2 separate regions of the Homo sapiens genome follow, and region 1 is linked to region 2. Evidence: chromatin loops called from intact Hi-C (ENCODE). Cell type or tissue: PC-3. All regions are shown on one strand. Each heading gives the region's core, and the rest is flanking DNA. Links, peaks and the distances in the headings are about the cores only.

The links. A loop is a pair of places that touch in the nucleus more often than their neighbours do. Peaks named below come from ENCODE experiments on the same cell type or tissue, not always from the same donor. Only the 100,000 strongest peaks of a DNase experiment are listed, where the experiment ranks them.
Region 1: a loop joins it to region 2, with 2.3 times the contacts of the local background. A loop is called at or near these places in 19 of 110 quality-filtered maps.

The regions. Positions count from the first base shown.
Region 1 is chr2:189,101,453-189,111,261 of GRCh38, reverse strand. It overlaps COL5A2 (collagen type V alpha 2 chain), which reads left to right. Exons shown (of 54, transcript NM_000393.5): 2 at 813-1,037; 3 at 6,985-6,998. Among named protein-coding and RNA genes, the nearest start is that of MIR3129, 27 kb to the left of the region's middle. In PC-3, for the core only: no CTCF peak of the experiment used is centred there; no DNase peak of the experiment used is centred there; H3K27ac peaks cover 2,701 bases.
Region 2 is chr2:189,167,584-189,177,392 of GRCh38, reverse strand. The region is part of intron 1 of COL5A2 (collagen type V alpha 2 chain); the gene reads left to right. Among named protein-coding and RNA genes, the nearest start is that of COL5A2, 7.3 kb to the left of the region's middle. In PC-3, for the core only: CTCF peaks have their summits at 4,774 and 4,976; no DNase peak of the experiment used is centred there.

The sequences.
Region 1 (9,809 bases), core at 607-8,606, 66 kb after region 2:
TGAGCAATATGTGTACACACACACACACATATATATGTGTGTGTATTTTCCCAAACTTTCTTAAATTGTAATGTAAATGTAGAAAAGCACTAGACAAATATATATTAACTCACTGTATTATTTTGGCTATGGTTTTCCTTAATTAATTTTGATGCAAACATAATTCACTCATTATCTGCATAAGTTTTGCATTTCTGCCACAGTTGAGTAAACACCATCAATTTAGTATATCAAATAGAATTCTACTCCATGAAATGGGACATGGTTATACTTTTTTACTGTACATTTAAAAATAATTTTAATAAAAACATACACCTTTTTCTTTTTTGAAGTTTTTTTCTATGGTACATGAAAACATACTGTCTCCTGTTGTGGAATTTACTAAAGTTTCCAGTGAGTTGCAAGTCATAATAGGGTTCACCAAACATTCAAATTTTATATTCTCCTTTGAGCTATTCATTTTCTCCCCATTTTCAGATGGTTCTCTTTTATCCCTCTTTATTGATATTCTCATGTTTCATCATTCATACCTTCAAGAATAAAATCTTGAAGGAAGCATTATCTGGTTAAAAAATATACCTCCATTGTATCACTTTTATTTCTTCCCCTATCATGCAAGGATACATTATCATTATTTCATGGTGAATTACATATTATTTTGTTATGAAATGAAATCAGTTCATCTGTGTTTGGCTCCTTGGAAGGTTACTTCTTAGTCCAGAATTTTTTAGAATCCACAAGATGGCTCACCTTTTATTTTCTCAATTCTATAATTTCAGATTACTAACCTCTTCTTTCTTTTCTTATTTTAGAAGGATATGGTGAAGAAATAGCCTGCACTCAGAATGGCCAGATGTACTTAAACAGGGACATTTGGAAACCTGCCCCTTGTCAGATCTGTGTCTGTGACAATGGAGCCATTCTCTGTGACAAGATAGAATGCCAGGATGTGCTGGACTGTGCCGACCCTGTAACGCCCCCTGGGGAATGCTGTCCTGTCTGTTCACAAACACCTGGAGGTGGCAATACCAATTTTGGTAAGAATGTTTAGGGCCAACTCATAATTGATCCAGTTACTCACCTTTATAGTTGCAGTGTTTTTCACTTTCAGCATTCAGCAACTCAAGAGAATAATTAAGCAGCTTTTTTGGTGGCTTTTGGGGTTAATGATTAATGATTTTGCTCACTCACTTCATCTAAAGTTAGATAGAAGCAGACAGTAATTTCCTGTCTTCTTAAATATCTGAAGCATTTGGGGCTGAATTTTGGTGGTTATGTCTAATCTGAGAATTTCTTGAATCACTTAAGATGATCATTTGTTACCATATGCATGATGAGTGCCTCCAAGTTATTTTTCAGTTTCCCTTTAAGTCCATTAATGCCTGAGAGAAGATCTAGAAAACACATTTATCTACAATGATGCCAACTTTGTCCTAGTGAATGGAATACTTATTCCTAATGTAATTCAGTGCCACAGCACCCTGTATTACATTGGCTCTTAAATGCAGAATGCTTTTCATGTTGGCTAGGTAAAGAATGAAATAGATTTCCAGGAGAAAAAATAATATAAAGTAAAACTTTTAAAACTTCTTTGAAGAAAAAGTTTCTGTGTTTAACAGATATTATGTATTTCAGTATGAGTACATATTTTAAAGATACATGTTAGGGAAACAAGTTTATATTTATAGGTTTCAATAAACAAGGTAAGAGCAATATTAAACCTTCAGGTTATTTGTGTTAGCAGTCATGAGACTTCTAATTCATCATTGTCAAGACAATATCAAGGCTTTATTTTTTTTTCAAAATTTCATTGCAAATAACAGCAAATACAATAAAGGTTTCAACAGTATGTATATGGAAATAGATAGCAACTTACCTTTTCTCTGCTTCTTGAACAGAAACAATGTGCCTTGGGTAAATACCTACACTCACTTTTCAGTAATGTAATAAGAAATATATAAAAGAAAGAATTAAAACCAAGACATATAAGAGCTACCCAAAGCAAATACAATCATCAAAACAGCCCAGGAATAAAGTAAAATTAAATCCGTGGGGATAAGTGAATAGCAAATGGGAACAATGGTGGCAAATATCAGAAAACACACCAAAATATACAGTCTCCTTCAAATAGTTGGTCTAGGAGCTGGCAATTGCATTATGCACAGATGCCATAAGATAAAAAGTGGTTGAGTTCAGCTAAATTTACGAGATAACACACCAGAAAATATATTGCTATAGACCATGTGAAAATTCTGACCTATCATTTTACCGTGAACCAAAAAAAAAAAAAAACTTAATAAAGTAATTCTCTTTAAGAAAGAAGGCTATAAAGCAGAAATAAGTAATGGTCAGAAAAGAAATAGAAGGAAAATCAAATCATCACAAAGAAATGAAGATGAAATATGAGGGATCATAAGGAGAGTTGATATCACACAAAATAAAGCAAGGGCCATGAGAATAGGAAAATAATGAATTACAATTTTTAAAGAGTTAAAAAATAATAGATGTAGAAGGCAAGCAAGGGATAACCCTGAAGATGGGCACCCAAAGAAAAAATTAATACAATTGAGTAGAACAAATAACAATATAATACAAGAAAAATTTTATGAAGTAAAACTTTAATGTCAATATTGAAATGGCAACCACATGTCTGAAAAATTGACCTAAAAGAGTTAACAGAGACATATGTAACTTAATGAAGTCATTAAACTTTAAAGATAAATAAATACTTCTTTAGAATGTCAAAGAATAAGAACAGATTATTTCTCAAGGGAAAAGTTGTTAAGACTGGTCACAAATTTCTCCACAGTATCCAGTGTCAGAAGACAGTGGAGCAATATATACATATTTCTTAAGGAGATAATATGGTTAATTAAAGTTAAATATAAATCCATTCTCTCCTTCAAATATAAAAGCTACAGTAAAAGCATTTCTGTGGGGTTATTGTTTCTATAAATTTCTCAGGGAAACTACCATCGGCTAAATGCAAGGCAACCAAGAGTTAATTGAAGAAACTGTCAAAGAACTTATGTGAGCATTTATTATATTTAAATCTAGAAAAAGACTAAAACAAAAGTGTAACTTAGGGTGACAGATGGGATTGTAAATATTATAGCTTCTGACAATGCAGAAATAATTATAAAACATATATAATGAAAGGGGGAGGCAAAAGAAAGTATGAACTAGAGTGAGTTTGGTAATTCCTCATCTTTAAAGGTGAAAGTCAGATAATATCATTCAAACCTGACAAATCACATGAACAAAGTAGTGGCACATTTAACACTACAAAAATAAATGCTAAAAAGAACATTTCCTTGTTAAAATGGAATGCTAGAAGAAAACCTGAGCGGCATGTAAGAAAAAAGAAACACTGTCAATTTTATCATTGCTCATTTTAGTGGAACTAATAGAAACTGTCTAAACAAATACAGATCTATGAGTAATGTAAAAGAATGTTAACATAATTTAGCAGAATATGGAATATAATTGATAGAACTAATATATAAATCTTTTTAAACATAAGAAGTTCTAACACACCAAACAAAGATACTTGAAAACACAGTGAAACATTTTATTTTTAAAATTTTAACAAAAAATCATAGTTCTATGCTTATATAAATAAAAAGAAAGAATAAAAGTATGTGCATTTAGCATCTTTCTCAAAAAGTTAAAAAGAATCAACAAAATAAACTGAAAGTAAGTGGAAGAAAAAAATTGTAAAGATAAAAACAGAAGTTGAAAAGTGAGAAAACTGAAATATAGTAGAAATAATATGTAAATCCAAAACATGGTCCCATAAAAACCCAACCAAAAGATCTAACCTAAAGCAAAAAATGATAAAGAAAAAATTACCTAATGAAAGTAAAACAACATGAAAGAATCATTAAGAGGTCCCTTTATTCAACTGTATCTTCATAAATTTGAAAACTAATATGAATAATTTTCTAAGACAATGTAATTTACTAAGACTAGCTCTGGTAGAAACAGAAAATCTTAGAACATGGATTTTCTTAGAAGAAACAGAGAAATTTGCAAAGCAGCTAGATTCCCAAAGCAGCAAGTCCAGGTGTTTTCACAGTTGTGTCAAACAACTAAAAGGTCTTAAAAAGAAATCAGATGGTTTTAATGCTTTTAAATCCTCTTCTTGAACATTGAAAGAGACAGCAAACTTTCAAAGTTTTACTATGAAGGAAGTATATTATTTACAGCAAAAGTAATAACAATGACACACACAAAAAACTATGAACTGATCTCATAAATTTTTTTTACAATTCTAAATAAAATATTAAGTCTATTAGCATATTAAGAGAGTAATTATTCATGAAAAAGTGGCGATTATTCCACAAGTGCAAAATAATTGACTATTAAGGAAGCTATTAATAAAAATAATTATCTTAACAGATCTATGAAGAGAAAGTATATGAATTCTTTCATAATTAAAGTAAAAGTATTTGACAATGATCAGTAAATACTTTTGATAAAGACAGTTACTAACTTGGTAATAAATGATACTAACATAATACAATATTTACATCTCAACTTAAAAGTTTCATTATGCTTAATACTAAAAGCATCCCTACTAAACACAAAGATAGACTGAGTATCCATTATCACCATTACCATTTAACAGTACTGAATGTGCCTGAATAAATAATTTGACATTAAAAAAAGAAATCAGAGGTTTCAAAACTCTAAAAAGAGGAGCAAAAACTATCCATTTGCAGAAAATACAATTGTATGCTTACAAACCTATTAAATTGAGTAAAAATAAAACTACAAAAAATAAAAGAATTTAGTAAGACATGAGAGTGCAAAATTAACAAGCAGAAATTAATAGGTTTACTATGTATAAACAATTACATCATAGAAGAAATAATAGGAATAAAAATTCCTCATTTGTAATAGCAACAGACACTTAAGGATAACTTAACACAAAATGTATGAGATCTGATGAAAATTTTTTAATACTGCTAATTCAAACTAAGTATTTAAAAGACTGAATGTCCTATTATGTTCTTGGTTAGAAAGACTAAACATTACACTCACATAAATTCTCCATAAGTTAATTAGTGATTTTAACATGATCTCAATATAAACATAGCACACTTTCTTTGAGAATTCAACATATTGCAAGTTAAAATTTTCATAGACTACACAAGAAAGAATAATCAGGCAAATCCTTAAGAATAAGAGCAATTAAGGATGACTAGCCCTACAAGATTTTAAAAAGGATTCATTAGTTTAAAAAATGTGATGTAGATACATGAATAAAATAAAATCTTGAAGTAGATCCAAATATACATGGTCAGATTGAATACAATAAAGATGGCATCGTAGCAGTGGAGAAAAGAAGAATTATTTCATAAACCTTGTTGGAATGGCTAGGCAATCATCTGGAAAAAAATGAAGTTGAATAATAAAAATATATTCTACACTAGCACAAATTATAAATAAAGCAGTGATTTAAATGAGAAAAATTAAATCATAATGATTTCAAAGATAACATAGGATAATTTCTTTATAGTCTTCTAAAATATATGACTTTATGAATTCTGACTCAAAGCCCAGAAGGCATAAAAATGTACAAAAATAATAAACATTTGTGTGACACAAAAAATGAGCAAAGTAGAAATGTTTGCAACTCAATTCACAAAGAATTAATATTCTTTACATATAAAGAAATACTAGATATAAATAATTAAAATATCAATAACCTAATAAAAATATAGGCAAGGGAAATTAGCTAATCATTCGAACAAGGAAATACAAATGATTTTTCAATATATGACAAAACTGTCAAATTTTCTCATAATAAAATATGTGAATGAAAACTATACTGAGCTATCATGTTTTACCTATCAGATTGGCCAAAATTAAAATGTTTGATAGCATACTGGGTATCACTGCATATTGCCTGTGGGGAAATGTGTCCATTATTTGTGGAGTGTAAAGTGGTATAATTTCTATGAAAGGATATTGGTAGTATCTATCAAGTTACCAATGCCTATACCTTTAACTCAAAAAGGATATTGGGGAATTTATCTTACAAATATACTTGCATGTAGCGTATACGTAACAATTACTCATTACAATATTATTTTTAATAGCCAGCATGACCTTCATTCTAGCTTGCCTAGGAAAACCCCAAATTACATCAATTTTCTTGGCATAATAAACAATAACTTTCACTTTCATTCTTAAAAGTGTCCTGGTTAGATGATAAAGTACATCCTAGTGATAACAAAAGATTAGAAACAATCCAAATGTCCCTAATGGGTAAAGGTCAAAATTAGTTAAATAGATTGTGTTAGATTAATACAGTGGAATCTTATAAAAAAATTAAGAAAAACAATAAAGAAACTATATACTGATGAGCAAAGATCTGTAAGATTTAATGAACTATGTGATATACAGACAAGTGAAGAACAGTATGGAAAAAGTAGAAAAATGAGTCTGTAATAATTTTCTTAAATATTCCAAACTAAACTTGAGAACAACATACGAGAAACCAATAATAGTGGCCTCCTGTGGGGGTGGGGGTAAAGTGGAAATAGGGAACACAGGACCAGATGGAATGACATTTTTTAGTGTATAATTGTATACTTTTAATACATTTTTGCTTTTGAACCATATGAATAAACAGCCTTGCTCATAAAATTATAAAAAGCAAAAATGGAGAATATTGATGAAAGATAATTCATTATAGCTTTAATAGCTAATTTAATAATTTAATGAACTTTAAATGTCATATAAATGTTGTGAAGAATATTAATATCATGTTAGAATTTTCCAAAAAGATGCATTTTTTGCCTTTTATGGAAGTATTGATCCAAAACCTTTTGAATTCTGCTTACTGCTGATAGTGTAATCACTATCACTGTAATTCTGACTCCAGAAGAAATCTATTATTGAAAGTAAATATTTAGCAGATTCTCAATAATTGTTTCCTCATAAAATAACACATTTACTCTTTTCTTTTTACAGGTAGAGGAAGAAAGGTAAGTGTTACTTTGCATATTTTCTTTTTCATAAGCAGACTTATATCCAATACTATCCACACAGAACTGTGCTCTGAAACGTTTGAAAGCTTTTGAAAAGTACAAAGTACCATACAAATACATTGTGACAAGTATATAAGCACAGTTCAGCTACTGTGTTTCCAAAGGACAGATGCCTCTTAACCATTCACTTTATGGTTAATTTCTGTTTGTATATCTGTTTCTGCCAGAAAGTTGTGACATCTTTAGGGATTGAAAATGTCTGATTAACCTTTTATTCTTTGCATTTGTCATTGCATAGTACATACTTTGCACATATTAGAAGTACAATACACATTTGATGGAAGAAAGAAAAGATAGGAGGAAGGGAAGGAGGAAGGAAGAAAGTGAGGGAGGAAGGAAGGAAGGAACGAAGAATGTCAATTTGACTTCAATGGGCCTGTAGCCCCTCTCTCATTGGTTGGGAAGTAAAGATCCAGAATTAATTGAACATTTTACCAAACAGACATTTCTTCCCCTCCTCTCCCCTCCTTCACCTTCAGAGAGCTTAAAATCTAATTCTGGACACAAGCTTTACACTTGAAAACAGGGTAGGCTGCATCCATGACCCGAGTATAGCTGGTCAGCTTGGTCACTTGCCATCAATAAGGTAATCCTACGAAGCGAAGATAGTTCTTTTTGCCCAAGAGTGCTCTCTGTTTTTTGGTTATCTTGAAAATTATGGCATTTACTTCAGTTGTATCCAAATGAGATGGGCACAGGGATCAAGGCAGTAGAAACTGTTGCTGGTCCCAATTTCCATAAATTTTCTTTACTTTTGCACACAGTGGAACTTTAATAAAATGATTTATCAGATAACAGATAAAGCAATGCTACACATTCATGATAAGTAAGAGTGATGCTATCAAGGGGAGATCCTGGCCAGTTTTACACATTTTGATTCAGAGGGCAATATCATAAATTTGTCTCATTTGGAATAAATTAGATATGAATATATGTCAAAGGAGAAGGGCTGCAAATGCTATTTCACATTTAATTTATTGTGAAAACGAAAATAAATTGAAACTTAGCAGATTGGTATAGGCCTTGAACAAACTTGACAGATAGGTGAAAGATAGATGGATGGATGCATGGATGCATGGATAGACAGATAGAGAGACAGACCAATCTATGAAACAACAAAAAATCCTAACAATGAGTACTGCCATGAAATAATCATTTTAATTCAGTTAGCAGTTACCCGACTTAGAGAGATAACTGGTAGGCTGTGTCATTTGCTGCCTTTCTCCAAAAGTAGTGTGGGAGAGCTGGGTGAAGAATATACTCAAAGCAGCTGCCAATGTAGCAGACTGTGGTTATGTGCCACTATCTTCATGACTTGTTTTCATTTGTCATCAGGTATCATCAGAAACACAAGAGCAAAGCAATGTTATAAAAATGCAATTTGTTCTTCGTTTATATCCACTTTGATATTTACTTACAACTCATTGACCGATTGATTCATTCATTAATTCATGTTAACTCCAACATAATTACTGAACCTTTTTTATATGGCTATGAGGCAAATGGTATAGATGATGCAAATGTGAGAAAAACACTATAACTGCTTCCATGGTAATGACATTCTACAAAGCATGTCCACATGGTATTAAATGATAAGTAATTGTAATGCACATCTGGATCTGAGTACATGAACTTTATGTTTCTCAGTGGATATGAAAATTAAATTTAGTAAAACTTTAGACAGACCATTATTCCATACAAATTAACTTATTCAAAGCCTATATTAATACAAACAATAGAAACAAATATTTACATTTGTGGCTTATATCCAAAATAAGAAATCTATAGAATCATTAGGGAATTTATTATTAGAAACTTATAATTGAACACTTAACCCCTTTTAAATATTGTGCAGCAACAGAACAGTCATATATCAAAAAGCCTACAATTTAGGTAAGACAGGTATCAGAGAGTTCTATTCCCCTACATATAAAGCAAGTATAAAGTGCATTTTGCTTGTAGGTCTCTTAGGATGGAAATTTCACAACTATTCTTAGCAGGCTGTTCCATTTTTCTCATTCTGACTGAAACAATTTGTCCTCTCTTTTTATTTGTTCTTCTAGTCTTCCTCTAGAAGGAGCATTGTTTCAGCATCATAAAGTCCTTTGTTTATTGCACAAAAATTTATGTACCCTTTCTAAACAATTCAAATTCTTTCAGCATTTTGAAAAATATCTTTTATTATAGCTCTTACATGGTTAAATTTTATTATTTTTGTATTTTTTAAAATAGAAAGACTCTAGAAGTTAGTGGATGTGAACATGCAGAAATAAGCCTATTTTACTTTGAAGCCCATATATGTTGATTCTTTCTTGTCCTAGGCTTTGTGTAGGTTGGCTATTAGTCCCTAGTGTTTCAATCTTGAACTTACCCTATAGAACTGCCTCCTGCTTCTGGAGAGCCCTTTCCTTCTTTTGGATTCTCAATTTATTCCTTACTTCCAGAGTATTCGCTGCTTCAACATTAGAATCAGCAACTGTGACTGAGTTATTATTAGTTCCGCCCTTAAGTCCATCATTTCACTTCATGAAGTTTTGTCAGGATAGTATTGGAAGGATATAAGTAGATTGTATCTTTAGTAGTACAATTTGGTGATATGGGTTAAAAACTTAAAATGTCTTTAGTCCACAAATTTAACTTCTAAAAACATATCATAAGGTATTAATCAGAGATACCATGGACACATTTATAAACAAAGATATTCATTTTAATGTCATTCTTAAACTTAAAAATGAAAACAAAATTTAA
Region 2 (9,809 bases), core at 959-8,958:
GATACTTGGCAATACTTTCTTTTTCCTGTTCAGGCCTATCACAAGCTTAATAAAGGTGTCATAATTTAGAAACTCCATTTGATTTTGAGTTTGGGGAAGAGTAAGCTTAGATCGATGCTTTAAATTAAAGAAATATCTGAGGCACACATGAAAAGCAAGTACATTTTTCAAATTTTATCTATAACAGTCACATAATGTGATATTTACATTTTGTACAAATATGTCTTCTTGGAAATGTGGAGATCTGTTTTTGCATGTAAGTGCATATTAATAAGTTTTTATTTTTTTCTTTCTTTTTATGACTTCAGGGTATATTTCCCTTTACTTGACTGTGGTTATTTACCAGAAATGTAAAATGTAATCTGAGTATGCCTGCCTGATAGAAACATATGAATGAGAAGATAAAAGTAAATAAATAAAGTTTTAGGCATTTTAAGCCAAAATCAGTTCCATTCTCACTGAGTTTTAAGAACTGATTTGATTTTCTAAATTTATAAGAAACTGAAAGGAGAAAGTTTGGGAGTTGGGCTGACTTTAGTTAAAACTAACGTAACAAAAATTAGGGAGTTAAAATGAAAAAAATCAGCTTTTAAAGAGTTTGTGTGGGTGTATGTGTGTGTGTGAAAAATCAGGGAGTTAAAATGACAAAATCAGCTTTTAAAGAGTGTGTGTGCGTGTGTGTGTGCGTGTGGTGAGAGTGTGTGTGCATTGGGGTGGTGGTCTTCAAAAGATTCCACATTTGTGTTAAGGAAAATGCTAGAGCATTTACAGTGTATTTATATTCCTAAGTTAATGCCTAGCATCTAGTGAGCTATATATATTCTTGTTATTAGAAGTAGGCATGCTTAATTTTAGAAAATAATCTTTGTTATGAATCATTGTATTCAACATGGGATAAGCAATGGAGAAGGGAAGGTGCAGAAATGTATCATTTTGTTTCCAAATACTGTAAACCTCAATGCTTTCAGAGGCCAGGCAGGTAATATAAACAAGTGAAGCAAGCCAGTGTTTGTACATCAATAGGTGATGATGGGGCCTGTGGAGAACTGAAGGTGCATGTCCACTTTAAGGCATTCAGAATTAACATTTTCAGAAGATATTGCATATGACAAATAAAATATATCTGAGTATATATTTGGCTCCCGGCCCATGAATTTACAGCCATCATGTTGCAATCCTACACTGATATCCTCCTGGACCCAAGCTAACTTTTGATTACTGAGAGATGAGGGGCTCACAGTCTTATATGTCATGGTCTCTTGCATTTTTATGATATGTCTGCCATTTATCTCATTGTTACGATACAAAAATCAGGAAGCAGATATTTAACACTCAGTAGTATTTGGATGACATCATTTTAAAGGAGGTACAGAATATGTATAAATATGTATACATAGCTTAAGATGCATGTTAACTCATAAATTGTTTTAAACTCATTACTGTTGAAATACATGCTATGAAACATGTAGGACATTCAGACTTTTATAGTGGGTACATGTAGCAGAACACAGTAGTTTAAACAAACAAAAAAAGGTTTTCTGGCCAGGCGCAGTGGCTCATGCCTGTAATCCCAGCACTTTGGGAGGCCGAGGTGGGCGGATCACCTGAGGTCAGGAGTTCGAGACCAGCCCGGCCAATATGGCAAAACTCCGTCCCTACCCAAAATACAAAAATTAGGTAGGCGTGGTGGCACAAAAATTAGGTAGGCGTGGTCCCAGCTACTCAGGAGACTGAGGCACGAGAGTTGCTAGAACCCGGGAGGCGGAGGTTGCAGTGAGCTGAGACCGTGCCACTGCACTCCAGTCTGGGTGACAGAGTGAGACTCTGTCTAAAAAAAAAAAAAAAAAAGTTTTCTTTTTTAAATATAAAGAAATGCTTTTAAGCAGGTAGTGAAAGGCTGGCATATTGGCTCCACAAAGTCATCAGGGACTGAGGTTTTTTCTACCTCTCCTGGCTCCCATATCTCTAGGTATTTTTTTTTAAATTTATTTTTATGGTCCTAAATGGCTGCTGAAGCTCCAGCCATTGCGTGTACTTTCTAGGCATGTGGATAGAGGATGGAAAACAAAAACTGTGAGCCATTCCCCACCCTGCCCCCTTTTATGAAGACTTTAAAGTCTTCATAACATTTAAACTTACTTACAGTTGGCCGGAATTTAGTCATATGGTCACACAAAACTTCAAGAGGGGCTAGGAAATGTAGCCCTTACCTGGGTGGTGCTGGCAATATACTCTACTGAATTGAGTTCTGCTATGAAGGATAAAAGGAAGCACCACTATTAGGAGTTTTATGGTCCCTACCTCAGTGAGCAAAAAGGTCAGCTACTTTTAGTGGCCTAGATCTTACGGTTTCAATGGACAAAATATAGTTGTGTGACTAGATCCACTTTGGTTATTGTTCATTACTGAGTAGACTGTGAAGCCAAGAAGACTGAATGGCACATAAATATTAGGCTACATTTTCTTTGCTTCTTGTCTTTAGATAAATTTTGACACCTATAACTTCTATTCAAACTAAACTGAAGCTTTAGTTTGAAGAGTATATCTCTTTCTACATATGTACATTGGTAGATTCATAGATTTAGTGAATTTTTAATATTGACTAACACAATGTATACTTGGACCATGACTCGTAGGGTCATTGGTAAGCAAGCCACAGATCAGTGTTGATAAAAAATGGTATAAAGAATCACCTAAGATCTTGTGACTAATATAGATTCTAGACCCCTCTACTTTCCAAATATCTAGGAAGTTTGGATGGGGTCTGGGCATCTGTATGTTTTTAGAGCTCTCCAGTTGACTCTGATTTACATTGGTGAACCACTGTATTAAATCTTTGACTGACACTCTGAATCTTGTTGTGGACCTGTTGGCTTTTATGTTCCGAGGCTACACATTAAGATTTTGGTAATAACTTGCTATTCTAGTTATTCATTTTACTTATAAGGCTGCTTAGTTGAAGTTTGTAGGTAAACCATTGCAAAGTCACCATCACTTCTGGAAAAATAACTCAAGGCCCAAATACCCCTCATGGTGGATTAGGCGAATCATTCTACTATGCAGAAGACACATGCCATTTGCATGTGTTTCCAGGTGAATGCATGTTTTTCATTTTCAATATTTCCTCTCTCTTACTTTCTGCTCTTCACACTTTGAGCACTATCGCTACAGGCCTGAAATTCATTGTGTTCATCATTCTAGACAGGTACCTAATGCAGGATGTGAGGCAAAAGCAGAAAGAGGAAGCTTTGTTTTAAGAAGCTGGAAATTAGAAGATTGGAATCGTGTTAATCTATGGCCACAGAATGTAGTTTTTAAAAATCATACAGTTTTCTCTGGTTTGAAGAATGATTAATGCATCATCACCTGGCCTTACATGGCATTCTTAAAATGTATGGACATGGATCAACTGATCTTTAATCGGATTTTCTTCTCTGAGATCACAACATTGAAAAGCTTAGATTTATACATTAGAGATATAGTAAGGGTGGGGGAAAAGACTGGAAGTGTTGATTATTAATTGATCTATTGTATAAATTTGGGCAAGTTACACAAGTTTATATAAGACAAATCTTGGAATTATATAAAGATATTCCTTGATTTAATATTTTTTATTATTTATATCCATGAAACTATAATTTTCACTAAAAATGTAGCACGAGACAGTATCAACTTACTGATAAATATGAAGTCTTTGAACTTTTCTTATATCTAAAAGTCACAGCTTGAGTAGGCTTTTGGAGTCTGAATGAAATTATCAGGAAGATACTGATAATCTAGTTTTCTTAAATTTATCTCCATATAAAGTTCATATATATTTATCTAAATTTTACGTAAGATGAATGAGCTGTGATATTCAATATTTAAAAGACTATTTACTCTTGGCATTTGCATGGGAAGTACTCTATCCTATGGAAAATTTTGCTTTAAAGGTGTGACCATATTGGCAACCTTAAGGTTTTTATTTCATTTTATCAATGTTTTAAAAACTAAACCCTTCAAATAAATCAAGGTGGCTTCATCTTATACTAAAATATTCACTAAGAAACAATGTATAAGGGAAATTACAATAAAGCAAGATTATTCCTATCTAAATCTTGCCTTCTACAGAGAAGATAGAGGCTGGGTGTGTGGCTCACTCCTGTAATCTCAGCAGTTTGGGAGGCTGAGGTGGGCGGATCACCTGAGGTCAGGATTTTGAGACCAGCCTGGCCATCATGGTGAAACCCTGTCTCTACTAAAAATACAAAAAAATTTATCTGGGTATGGTGGTGGGCACTTGTAATTCAAGCTACTCGGGAGGCTGAGGCAGGAGAATCGCTTGAACCTGGGAGGGGGAGGCTGCAGTGAGCAGAGATCATGCCACTGCACTCCAGCCTAGGCAACAAAACGAGACTCCGTCTCAAAAAAAAAAAAAAAAAAAAGAAGAGGAAAAATGTTAACAATATTAATTAATATTAATTAATTAATCAAACTTTGTTCCTATAGCCTTCTGGTGTTATGTTCAAACTCAAAAATGTTTACATGCTTTTTTTTTTTAAGTTTAGGATTAAGAAGGAGGAAAGACAGTCTCACAGTTTTGTACCCCTTTTTACCTTTTATTTGAGATGCCCAATCAGAATTGTGAATTCAGCTTTAAGATGACAGCAAACTATATTATTGGTGGAAACACTACTTGCAACGTAAGCATCATAGCCTCGTTGTAGTCTATGTAGTATAACAAGTATAATAAAGCTTGGTCCAGCCATCATGTGAGAGAACAGCTGGGTTCTGGTCCTCGTTCTATTTAGCAGTTTTGCTACCTGCAGAGGGTCCTTAACCTCACTGGGAATTTGTGTCCTCATCTGAAATATTGAGGAAATAGTATGCACCTTTGTCATCTGATGGGATTCTTAGGAGGACCATTTAAGAAATTTACTTAAAAGTAATTTTAGAGTACTTAAATGAGACACGGAAAGTGACATTACAATCTACTTCACTGACCACAGATATAAACCCTAGTGGTGTATTTTTAAATTGCTTTCACCAAATCTTTGAATTGTTTTGAAGCACCTCCTGGACTTGTTCTTTTGTGTTTTATTTGTTCTCCATCTCCCTGAGGAACTTGTTCCATCAGTCATGCTCTCTTTTCTATAACTTCAGCCACTTCCTTTCTATCTGCTCTTTCCCTTTAGCTTGTAAACAAGTTCAGCTCTCTCCCACAGCCTGTGTCTAGCTCCCACCCAGTCTTTATTCTTAGCCCAGCTGCTTTAAAAGGAGCAGTGCAGTTTTCTGTCTCTGCCTCCTATGCCCTCACTTGGCCTCTCTTTCCACTTAAGCTGGTCTAGCATGGTGAGGATTAAAATGTGTGATATTCCAAGGGTCCCTTTTCATCTTATCTTATCAGGCCTTTCTCCTTTATTGGAGACCATTGACCACTCCAGCTTTCCTAAAATGCTACTCTCTGAAGGTTCTTCCTCCACCTCCCTGACCTTTCCCTCTCAGCTTCATCCATGGGCTCCTTCTTCTCTTTTCCTGTAGCATTTTGCTTTTCTTACAAGATTTAGTTCATTGGTTCTCTCTGGATATTCTCTTCCTAGGCCACCTAGAATTAAGGGTTTTGTTTAACAGCTGAATGCTGATAATTATAACATCTCTTCAACCCCAATCTTTCACATGAACTTTAGATAAATAAATATATTCAGCTGTCCCAAAGGCAGCCTAGAACCACATGAAATTCAGTGTATCCAAAACTTAATTTATTGGCTTCCCTTCAAGACTTGGTCATTTTGCTTATGTAGTCCCCCTTATGCCAGTTAATGGCAACATGATGCTACCCGGTCATTCAGTCAGTCATTCAATCAGCACAATTCCAATCGTTCACTAAGATCTACCATTTTACCTGCTAAATGTTTCTCAAGTGTACCTCTTCTCCATCCCTACTACAAATGCCTCAGTTTAGGCCCTCATCATCTATCCCTCAGTTACTGTGATAGCATCTAAATTCATCTCCTTGCCTCTCATGTATCTGCTTTCCAACAAACACATATATTGGTGCCTTCTGTTGCTAGTGTGATATAAAACTATCTAATTTTGTATTTACCTTCCTTAACAACTTTCATTGGGTCCTGTAACTTGTAGAAAGAATAAGGTTCAAGCTTCTTAGTGTGACATACAAGATCCTGCTGATCTAGCCCATTTCTGAGTTTTAGTCGCATCAACTGTCATTCTCAGCCTCAAAATAAGGAATTGCTTGAGGCTGCCACCCCCAACACACACAGACACACACAAACTCTCTCTCTCACTCTCTCTCTATCCCCTTTCATTCTCTACTGTCCAGATTCCACCCAGAACTGACATTCTCTCATTAGTTGAGCTAAGTGCTCCTCTGGCCATCTCACAACAGTCAGTACACCTCTGCCATGCAGGAACAATACCATACTGAGAATGCTTTCTTTCCATGAATCCGTTTTACACATTCCCACCAGATTAGGCTAAGTCCCACTTTTATAATGTCACTCTCCAGTGACATTATAATTTATTAACATTATTTATTAATTATTAATATAATTTATTAACATTAACAATTTATTCCAAGCTGCCATTGACTGTTGCATCACACTTAACACATTATACTGACCTTACTTCTGTGTGACTTTTTTTTTTACCTAAGAGTGCCAAGAGTATCCAGCTGCCTTGCAAGACTGCTCATGTTCTCCTCCACTGTATCTAAACAAATACTATGATTTCCATTATTGTCCTTAACACTACTGATTGCAGCACACCATGCAGCATCCTTTCTCACTTCAGATCTAACTTTTTACTGTTCCCACATCTAACTTTTGCGATTTAGGTACTTCAGTGCTTCTCTTTTTATCTTCCCTCTGCCTATTGATGTTTTCCTCCAAGTTCTGCTTCAAATCTTATATCCTCTAAGAAACTAAGAGATTCTTATCTGCAATAAATATCCCCTTTCCTTTCAAGGGATGGTCCTTATGTTGCAAGTGTGTTTGTGCTAACCAAGAATAAGTTTCCTGGGAGATAGGGACTATGTCATGAAGTCATTTTATATTTTAGATCCACCCATGCATAAATGCCAATTGAGTACTATTTGTGAAAATCTAGAAAAATTTTTTCCACAATTCGTTCACTCAAGTATGAGTGATCCGAATTCAAATTTAGGTTTTGGAAATTGTATTTCCATATTCTCGGGCAATTTTTTTTATTTCTCTGTGTTACAGTTTCTTCATCTATCAAATTGGAATGATACTTCAAATAATTATGATGAATACTATCTATCTATCTAACACCTACATGATAGCAGTGACTCCCAACTAATAATAGGAACTCATTAATATGGCAGATGATTATTATTAGATTACTATTTAATAATAACAGGCCAGGTGTGGTGGCTCACGCCTGTAATCCCAGCACTTTCAGAGGCCGAGCTGGGTAGATCACCTGAGGTCAGGAGTTTGAGAACAGCCTGACCAACATGGTGAAAACCCATCTCTGCTAAAAATACAAAATTAGCTGGGCATGGTGGCACATGCCTGTAATCCCAGCTCCCAGCTACTCGGGAAGCTGAGGCAGGAGAATTGCTTGAACCCGGGAGGCGAGGTTGCAGTGAGCTGAGATCGCGCCATTGCGCTCCAGCCTGGGCAACAAGAGCAAAAATCCGTCTCAAAAAAATTATTATTTAATAATAATAGAGATAATAAATGCTTATTGGGTGATTATGAGAACCAAGATGTTAGATATTACAGAGAAATAAAGAAACAACTTTTGCTCTCAGAGAGATTAAGCCTAGCATAAAAATTTTAAAATGCAATTTTTATATTTTATTCTACTATGATCATTTTGGTAATATATCAGTGATTTTATCTGTGTGTTAATAAGCTTTTAAAACCCATTTAAAATTTTTACTGTTCAAATAAAAAGGCCATATTGTATTATTTCCTTTTGTAGGTTTACTAATACAAAAAAAGAAAGAAAGAAAAACAAAAGGCATTTCCCAATGGAGAGTTTCTAATGGCCCCATGATCTGAAGCATCACTGCCCCTCCCCTGTTTCGCAGCCCCACATACATTTACTTTGTGCTGGTTCCCAGTGTGTGAGCAAGCCAAGCATGATCCACTCCATGCCCCAGTGCCACCTCATGCCTGTCTACCATCCCTGTCTGCTTCAGAGTTTAGTTTGTGAAACTATGATAATCATAGAAGTCTCTATTAAAAACTGGAAACCTGTTTTCCACTCTGCATTGCTCTGAGTTGCATTTGGAATGAGAGGCATTGCTTCACTGCACAGGGATTTACAAAGCAGCTCCCAGGACTATTCGGATACAGTAGTAGGGGTGACCATCTTTTCCCAGACTCTGTAGCAAGTCTCTTCACTTTCCAAAAGCTGTTAATTTACCTCACTCCCTTCACTCCCAGGAGATTTTTATGAAATTGACTCCAGAAAGCAGAAACTGGTGTGGGATATTGGCACATTTTTCATACTCACACTTTCCTTACTTTGCTGCACTGTTCTTTCTTTGTAGGTTTTCAAATTCATAATAAAAAATGATGGGTTTAACTTGGAAGGAGAGATGCAGGTGGAATTTTACCAGATAATTTGTAGCTATGAAATTCTTTAATTAAATTTTTGATATTCAATATGGTTGTTCTGTGGTCATCAACTTTAAATTTTTTTTATTATGGAATTCTGAAAATATGGATGGTTCCCATAGCAAATACAATTTATTTATAGAGATTTAATATTTTCATTTAGCTTTCATAGTAATAGGCTTATTTGCTCTTGAGGTAGAAGAACCTCTCAGATTCATTTATGCTAGTTTGGAAGTATTTTAAAGCTTTTTTTTTCTCATTCTTTCGTTCTCAGATTTTTATATTAAATAAATGGAAAGTTACAGTTTAATTCAGGGCACTATGGTTTTCATGTTGTGATGAAGTTTCAGCCAGAATTTTTGGTGAAGTGGATTGGACAGTGAGGTTAACTGACTACCATGGAAAGATTAACTGCAAAGTTCCTAGTTTTCTGATCTTTGGCTACAAACATAAAACTTCTGAGGTTTCAGCAAAAAGGGCTATATTTGCTTTGAGAGGACAGAGGGCACTGACCATTCCATGTTAAGCGAGAGATTCTGTTGTAAGAATTAAAAAAAAAAAAAAAAACCCGGGCACAGTGGCTCACGCCTATAATCCCAGCACTTTGGGAGGCCAAGACGGGCGGATCACGAAGTCAGAAGATCGACACCATCCTGGCTAACACAGTGAAACCCCCGTCTCTACTAAAAATACAAAAAATTTAGCCAGGCGTGGTGGTGGGCGCCTGTAGTCCCAGCTACTCGGGAGGCTGAGGCAGGAGAATGGTGTGAACCTGGGAGGCGGAGCTTGCGGTGAGCCGAGATGGCGCCACTGCACTCCAGCCTGGGTGACAGCGAGAGTCCGTCTCAAAAAAAAAAAAATAGGAGTTTGTACTGGGAAAAAAGAGACTTGAGGCTGATGAATGAAGAGCAACTGCAAATTCTATCAGGGAGCTGGTGTTCAAGCCTTTAAGGTGCTACAGTGTTATGCCCTTCTAGGTGTTATTTTGTGAAACTATGATAGTCATAGAAGTCTCTATTAAAAACTGGAAACCTGTTTTCCACTCTGCATTGCTCTGGGTTGCATTTGGAATGAGAGGCATTGCTTCACTGCACAGGGATTTACAAAGCAGCTCCCAGGACTAAAAAAAAAAAAAAAAAATCACTTCTTTCTTCAATCCTTCCCTATTTTTCCTTAAGTTTTGATAATTGTTGATGAGATTAGGCAAGTTTTTTATTTGTG